Regions from separate parts of the Homo sapiens genome. Here region 2 is linked to region 1. A link is a loop called in an ENCODE intact Hi-C map of the cell type or tissue named here. Cell type or tissue: K562. All regions are shown on one strand.

Region 1 (4,000 bases):
GTTTAAGATGGCACAACCACTTAGGAAAATGTCTCCCCATTTCATACAATGCCAAATATATACTTATTTTATAACCCAGAAAATCCACTGTTATGTACTTAAACTCAAGAAATGTGAAAATATTATTACAGAAAAACGTGTATATCTGATTTGTTCGTAGCAGGTTTATTCATGATAGCCTCAAATCAGAAACTGATTTTGTGTCTATCAATAGTGGAATGGATTAAAAACAAAACAAGCAAAGGCCTCAAACCTGTGGTATAGTCATAAAATTGAGTATTATAAAATAAAATTAATGAATAATCAATAGGAGCAACATGATAAGTGTCACAAACATGTTTAGTGAATGAACATAAAAATTATATAATTTATAGTTTCACTTACGTAAATGGTGAAAACAGACAAAACTAACCTTTTGTGGAAAGAATCAAAACCATGGAAGCCTCTGTGTTCAAATAGTGACTGGAAATGGGCATGAGAAAAAGTGTTTCTGCCAGATCTTCTATATGCCTGATGTACATTCACTCGATGTATTTTGCATATACTATTTTTGCAAATAAAACTGAGATAGAGGCAAAATAACTCAAGAGAAAATAGCTAGAAATAGGTAGAGTTGGGATAGAAGCCTTGGAAGCTCCCCCCTACCTTGCCCACCTGACACAGCCGGAGGAAGTCCTGGGACAATGCTGTGAGCGACCTGAGGGCTGTCCAGGGGAGCCCCGCCAGCCCATGCTGGTGCCCGAGCTGCCCGCCGCCATCTGAATATGTTGCAAAGGCAGTGCTGGCCTGGCAACCGGTGACGCTCCATGCCCCACCCCGACCCCCACTTCTATCCAAATAGCGGCAACCCTAGAGGCAGATGCCTGGGCGGCAGCGGCTAAGTCTGGCAGTTGGCCAGGCGGCCAAAGGACGGGAACTGGCCGTTCACCCCATCCCAGTTTCCACGGAGAACTCAACCACCATGGCCCCTGAGAGGACCCTCAGGCCTGGTGGGCTGTGCTCTGTGCCTGCAAACCTGACCTGACGCCATCCAGGGGAGCTCCGCCTTCCCACGCCAGCGCCTCAGCTGCTGCAGAAAACTGCAAAACTGCAAGTTGCACACGGGCAGAGATGACGGAGCAACCCCTGACCCTCCGTGCCACTCACCCTACCCGCACACACACCTGCCACGCGGATCCTGAGGCCGGTGCCTGGGCGCCCAAGTCAGGCAGTCCGCACAGCAGCGGCACCAGGGTGAAAACCTGCTGCTCGATACCATCCCGGTTACCATGAAGAGCCAGCCCCGGCGGCCCCTGCGTTCTTGGAAGGCCAAGTCATTGCAACCCCTCAAGTGGGCGGGCGATGCACTTGACCCTGAGGACATCAGGTACCAGGCCCGCCAGCTCAGGCCGGCATCGGAGCTGCAGCTGCAGTCTAGATGTGGTGCACCGGCAGCAAGTGACTGGACACCCCAGACCAGGCCCGCCCCCCAGTAGCGCGGATACTGAGGCCAGACCCCCAGGCGGCAAAATCAGGCGACGGGCCCCGCCAGCAGCCGCTCAGTTTCATCCGTGTGGATACAGAGTGCCCAGTGCCAGGGCCCAGGATCCAGAGAGATGTACAAGAGGAGCGGACCTTGAGCCCAGGTGGGCTGTGCGCTCTGCGACCCTGAGGCCATCTAAGGGAAGCTCCGCCATCCAGCGCCAGTGCCAGATCTGCAGCTGCAAACTGTGCGTGGGGCACTGGCAGCAGTGAGGGCGAGTGGGGGAAGGAGCAGCCCCTGACTCTGCCTCCATGCTTCTCCAGCTACCTGATACTAGCCACACAGACTCCAGGGCCAGAGCCTCAGCGTGAAGCCGGGCCATCCGCGAAGCCACCCAGGTGGCCGCGGAGTGCTCTTGCCAGCACCCTATCTCCCTTCCGAGGAGGAGCGGGGTGGGCTGCAAGGCCAGACAGGCTCTCCTTCTCAGGCCGGGCTGGCGGCGCTCCTGAGATCCTGGGGCCGCCCGGGCGATCCCAAGAGGACCTGCGAGCCCATTTGCGCCCGCCCAGAGCTGCAGCCCCACCTGCCGGCGCGCGCCTCCAGGGAGCGGCTTCCGGGAGCCGGGCAGCAACCGCCGTGCAGGCGCGCGCCCAACGGCTTTTCAAGTCTCACTCGGTCTGAGAGGTCGGAGGCTGCGAGTGTCGCTGCTGAAGGCTGTGGTGGACCGGGCTGGATCGCGGATTGTGGAGTAGATCATAGATTTGGGATCGCGGATTGGGGGTTGAATCGCGGATTTGGGGTTGGATCAGGGATTTGGGGTTGGATAGGGGATTTGGGGCTGGGTCGGCCGGGGTCGGGGGAGGGGGTTGGTGAAAAGGTGACAGGGAGCTGCCCCCGCTCAAGAGCCAGAGGTTGGGGGTCTGAGAAGTCACCACTATGAAGTTATTCGCCTTCGGGAGCCGCAGGGGCCAGACGGCCCAGGGCTCTATAGAACATGTCTACACGGGTTCCGGATACCGAATCCGGGACTCCGAACTGCAGAAGATCCACAGGGCAGCTGTCAAGGGCGACGCCGCGGGGGTGGAGCGCTGCCTGGCGCGCAGGAGCGGAGACCTGGACGCCCTGGACAAGCAGCACAGGTAGCGGGGGCTCAGCCCGTGATGGGATGGGGTCCCCAGGCCCGGCTTCCCCGCAGCCCCTGGGATGGGGCCTTGCAGGGCACCGGGCACCCTCGGAGCGGCGGAGCCAAAAGGACTCTCAGCTGTTTTCCATCCCTCATAATTCCCTGGCTGGAGCAGTTGGAGAATTTGAGTGATTTAACTCACAAAGTTAAGCATACACAGTGTTGTTATTTTTAACGTACACGTTTAAAACATGGTTTATATACATTATAGGAGGTGCCTAATGAGAGAACTCATTCCCCTATCAAAAATACCGTAGTAGGCGAAAAGTTCTCAGATAAGAGAGCTTACTTGAAAAATATTTACTATACTATATATATATTTTTTCAGATGAAAAGTATGTTTTTATTTTATAGGGAATTCATTACATTCTTTTTTTTTTTTTTTTTTTTTTGAGTCGGAGTCTCGCTTCTTTGCCCAGGCTGGTGTCCAATGGCACAATCTTGGCTCACTGCAACCTCTGCCTGCTGGGTTCAAGCAATTCTCCTACCTCAGCCTCCCAAGTAGCTGGGATTACAGGCAGGTGCCAGCGTGCCTGGCTAATTTTTGTATATTTAGTAGAGAGGGGGTTTCACCACGTTGGCCGTGCTTGTCTCGAACTCCAGACCTCAAGTGATCTTCCCTCCTCCGCCTCCCAAAGTGCTGGGATTACAGGTGTGAGCCACCGCGCCCAGCCTATGTTGCTTATTATATATCATTTTATATATATATGTATGTATATATGACTGATACTTATACGTATATACCAGATATAATATGTCATATATATCAGTTATATATACACATTAGATGAAAAGTACATTTTCATTTGACAGGAAATTCTTTCAAATCAAATCATCAAACACTCTAAAATTGGGCAAAGTACTTTTTTCCAGATCTGCAAGTTACTTGTGTACATAGGAAAAAGTCCTTCGCATTTCTGGTATAAGAATTTAAATTAAAAGAGGAATGAAACAGTTTTCTATCCACAATATTTGTGAGGATGTTTTATACTCCTGCTTAAAGTTTAAGTTGCTGATTATTTTTCAAATAGATAATTTGGTGGTAAGTAGTACATTTAAAAAACATGTATGCCCTTTACCCATCAATTCCATTATACTAAAACACCCTTAGGAAATAAAGATACATGCACTTTATTTTTCACAGCACTTATTTTAAAAAGAACCCATAGAATGGATCCTATAAATAAATTTCAGTTGCATCCACAGGATAGAATAATGTGTGACCATTGAAGGTGGCAATAGATACAGAAGTATATTGATGTGTGAAGATGTATTTTGTTATAGCTAGTGAGGAAAAAAATCAATAAAGTTATACATACAAACATACTATGGTCTTGTTTTAGCAAAAAATATGT
Region 2 (4,000 bases), 53 kb after region 1:
TTTTTTTTAAAAATCTTAAGGTCTAGATTACATGTGTGAGACGTGCAGGTTTGTTATATAGGTAAACGTGTGCCATGATGGTTTGCTGCACCCATTAATCCATCATCTAGATTTTAAGCCCTTCAGGCATTAGTTACTTATCTTGATGCTCTCCCTCCTGACCCCAACAGGCTCCAGTGTTTGTTGTTCCCCTCCCCGAGTCCACATGTTCTCATCATTCAGCTCCCACTTATAAGTGAGAAGATGCAGTGTTTGGTTTTTTCTTCCTGCATTAGTTTGCTGAAGATATCAGCTTTGGGTTCATCCATATCCCTGCAAAGAGCATGATCTCATTCATTTTTATGGCTCCATAGTATTCCATGGTGTATATATACCACATTTTCTTTATCCCATCTATCACTGATGGACATCTGGGTTGATTCCACGTCTGTACTATTGTGAATAGTGCTGCAATGAACATACAAATGCATGTATCTTTATAGTAGAATAATTTATATTCCAACGTATGGTAATTTTAAATCAGTTTTGGTATTAAAAATCACGTAATTTTGGAAAATATTGATAATGGAAAAACCCAAATTCTGCCAAAATATGTGGAGAAAATAGAAGGTAAATATATTTTTTCAGACTTTAAATGCCTCAGGCTCTTAGTTAATCTTCCCCAGATCTAGGAAGATCTAGAAGGGGAGAGATTGGGCTACATTAGTGAGAGCCATTTCAATCTCTTGGCCCTGCAGCAGCTATTTCAAAATATGTCAAAAAATATATTTAGGGGTAAAATACTTTGATTTCTTTCAGCTTCTTCTCTCTGTGATGCTGCACCAGAATCAAGTTAGAAAGGAAGCCACATTATAAGAGTTAATACAACCCATCTGATGAGACCCTTTAGATAGAAATTGGGACCAAAGAGAACAAGGTCTTATTCCTCAATATAAGTCTGTCAGTGCTTTAAGCAGTGAAAGAAAGATTTTTCATTTAATTTTACAGGCTTGATACTAATGAAAAGGATAGCTTTTAAAATATAAATCTCTTTTTCTATAGAGGACATGCTGTTGATTCTCTTAGGCCTTGAACCCTGGCCAGTGATCTGAAACCAAGCAGTACCTGTCTCCAGATCACTAGTACCAAAATCACTAGTACCAAATTAATTTGGGGTAGGGGGCAACAGGTTTATTGAGAAATAATGAACACACTGTGCAATTCACTCATTTAAAATATACAATTCATTAACTTTAGTATTTTCAGAGAGTTATGCAGTCATCATTACAATCAATTTTGAACATTTTCATCACCCTAAAAACAAACCCCACATCATTTAACCATCTTCACTAGTTTTCCCTTCCTCCCTCAGCCCTAGGGAACCACTCACCTTCTTTGTATAGATTTGCCTATAAGCCTCTGAAATGAAAAGCAAGTGGTCTGCTGGGACTGGCTTATTTCACTGAGCATAATTTTCCATGCTACATCTGTGCTGTAGCAGGTATTGATGCCGGGCTTTTGCTCCTTGGTTCAGCTACATCTGGGTTCTTCTCTCATGACCAGGAAAAATTAAGCACGCAGACACATTGAGGAGGACAAAATTTATTATGTGAAAGGAAAGCTCTCAGCAAAGAGAGGGGTCCTGCAAACAGGTTTCCACCTCACAATTGAATACCAGGAGCACATGAGCTGAAGCGGCCAGGTTCCTCCTCTGCATAAGGCGTGAATTCCTGGTGACTCCACCCCATCCCCCCAGTACATGTGGGCCTCCGGTCTGCTGCAGGCATGTCCAGGCAAGACAAGTCCAGGTTCTCTTATCTGCACATAACATCTGGTGTAAACACTTGTGGGGCTGGTGGGAGATTCTCTGGGGACCCTTCCGTATCTGCCTAGGAATTTTGCTGTCTCCTCCTAATACAGTATCTGTACTTAATTTCTTCTTATTGCTGAGTAATATTCCATTGTATGGATACATCAAACATTTTATTTATCCATTGGCCAGGTGATGGACCTTTGGGTTCTCTCCCACCCAAAGGTGATAGACGTTCCGGTTCATTCTACTTTTTGACTCCTATGAATAATGCTGCTGTAAACATTTTTGTATGAGTTTCTGTGCTTGTGTATGTTTTTATTTTTCTGGAGTATATACTTATGACTGGAATTTCTGGGTCATATGGTAACTTCATGCTTAACCTTTTAAGGAGCTGCCAGTTTGTTTTCCAAAGTGGCTGTGTCATTTTACATTCCCAGCAGCATTAAATAAGAGTTTTAATTTCTTTACATTTTTCCTAACACTTACTCTTTTTTCTTGAACAAAGATTTTATCCTGTGATGTGAAGTGATGCCACATGTGGTTTTGATTTACATTTTCCTAATGACTAATTACGTTAAGCATCTATTAATGTGCTTATCCATCTTTATATCTTCTTTGCAGATATATCTATTCAAAATCTTTGCCCATTTTTTAAAATTGGGTTATCTTATTGTTTATTAATTGCAAGAGTTATTTATATTTCCTATATATGTAAGTCCTTTATCAGATATACGCTTTTCAAATACTTTCTTCTACTTGGCGTCTTACCTTTTCACTTCTTGATACTGTCTTCTCAGGCACAGCAGTTTTCAATTTTGAAGTCCATTGAATGCATTTTTCCTTTGGAGTCATAGCTAAGAAAACACTGCCAAATGCAGTCACAAAGATTTATGCCAGTGTTTTCTTCTGAGGGTTTTATAGTTTTAGCTGTTACAGTTAACTGTTTTATTTTGAGTTAATTTCTAAATAAGATATTTGGTCAAATTTTATTTATTTTTTGCATATGGATACCCAGTTGTCCCAGCATCATTTGTTGAAAAGACTATTCTTTTCCCATTTTGTTCTTTTGTTAAGCTTGTATAAAAGCAATTGACTGTAAATGTGCAGGTTTATTTTTAGATTATCAGTTCTTAGCTTGTTTATGTCTATTCTTATGTCAAGGCCCAATCGAATTGAATGAGAAGTTTTTTTCAATCATGTTGCATATTACCAGTTGTCTTATGTCATAATAAAAATTAAATTTAGTGGAATATCTTTAACTTCACCTTTTGTGTCACAAAGGAGTCTCTGGCCAGCTTATACCTTACTTCTTCTAAGACATGATCAGAAGCCAGGCTTACAAGGCACACTTAATTTCTTTTTTCTCCATTTAAACCTTTAGTCTCTTTTCCATTGCCTCCCACTATAGTTATATTTTCAGTAAGTTTTGGTCACAGGATCTGCTGACATAGTCTAATATTAGTGCATTATGTTTTACTAACTCATTATAATTCATAGAACCTTCCATAGATGTTTACCATCTAGGAAGGAGAAGTTTAAGTCTGAACCACCAGCTTTCCTCAGTGGAAATCAAGTGAAGTAATCATCTTGCAGTTTACAGACCCTCTTTCCTCCTGGTAGCTGGTTCTCTTGGGTAACACTGTGGCTAATCCTTTTCTTAGTGCAGATCTTGCATTCTCAGAAACCACAGTTCCCTGTATTGACCTCCTTTTACTGAAACAGAGATGCACAGCTCTGCTTTCTAGCTCAGTAGAGGATTCTTGGAATAAAAAGTTTAACTCATTCCAAGAAAAGGTCTTAGGAGTGCAGCACTTCAAAATCAGGTAATGTTCAGGCAATTTATCAGAGACACATAGTAGATTAGTATTTTGACTTTCAAAATTTCAGAGCCAAGTTGTGTGCTATAGAGAAGCATTGTGGCATAGCATAGAGATGGGATGGTCTTTACTTCTCCATACAAACAAGCTTGGAGTAAGGTAAAGGAGAAATTGCATTTGATGTCTTAACACTCAAAACACACTATGCTTATTTTACTTCTGTGAAGACTAAAAATCATTCCATAATATTCTCCTTATTTCCTCATTTAGAAAAGAAAATGAAAATTGAATACTAGGTTGATTAATAAACACTCAAATCTTCTTCTTTTAGAATTTTAGTTAATTGAAATCAGGTAAATGTCTGATTTTGGCTATGTCACCAAGTATTTCT

Evidence for each region. Peaks named below come from ENCODE experiments on the same cell type or tissue, not always from the same donor. Only the 100,000 strongest peaks of a DNase experiment are listed, where the experiment ranks them.
Region 2: it touches region 1 in a loop (4-fold over the local background); 1 of 110 quality-filtered maps calls a loop at or near these places.

Annotation. Positions count from the first base shown.
Region 1 is chr20:30,722,254-30,726,253 of GRCh38, reverse strand. It overlaps the pseudogene ANKRD20A21P and the pseudogene SOWAHCP3. Among named protein-coding and RNA genes, the nearest start is that of FAM242A, 360 kb to the right of the region's middle. In K562, a CTCF peak has its summit at 2,038; a DNase peak (open chromatin) is centred at 2,023; H3K4me3 peaks cover 2,335 bases.
Region 2 is chr20:30,669,064-30,673,063 of GRCh38, reverse strand. No RefSeq gene overlaps it. Among named protein-coding and RNA genes, the nearest start is that of FAM242A, 310 kb to the right of the region's middle. In K562, no CTCF peak of the experiment used is centred here; a DNase peak (open chromatin) is centred at 1,775.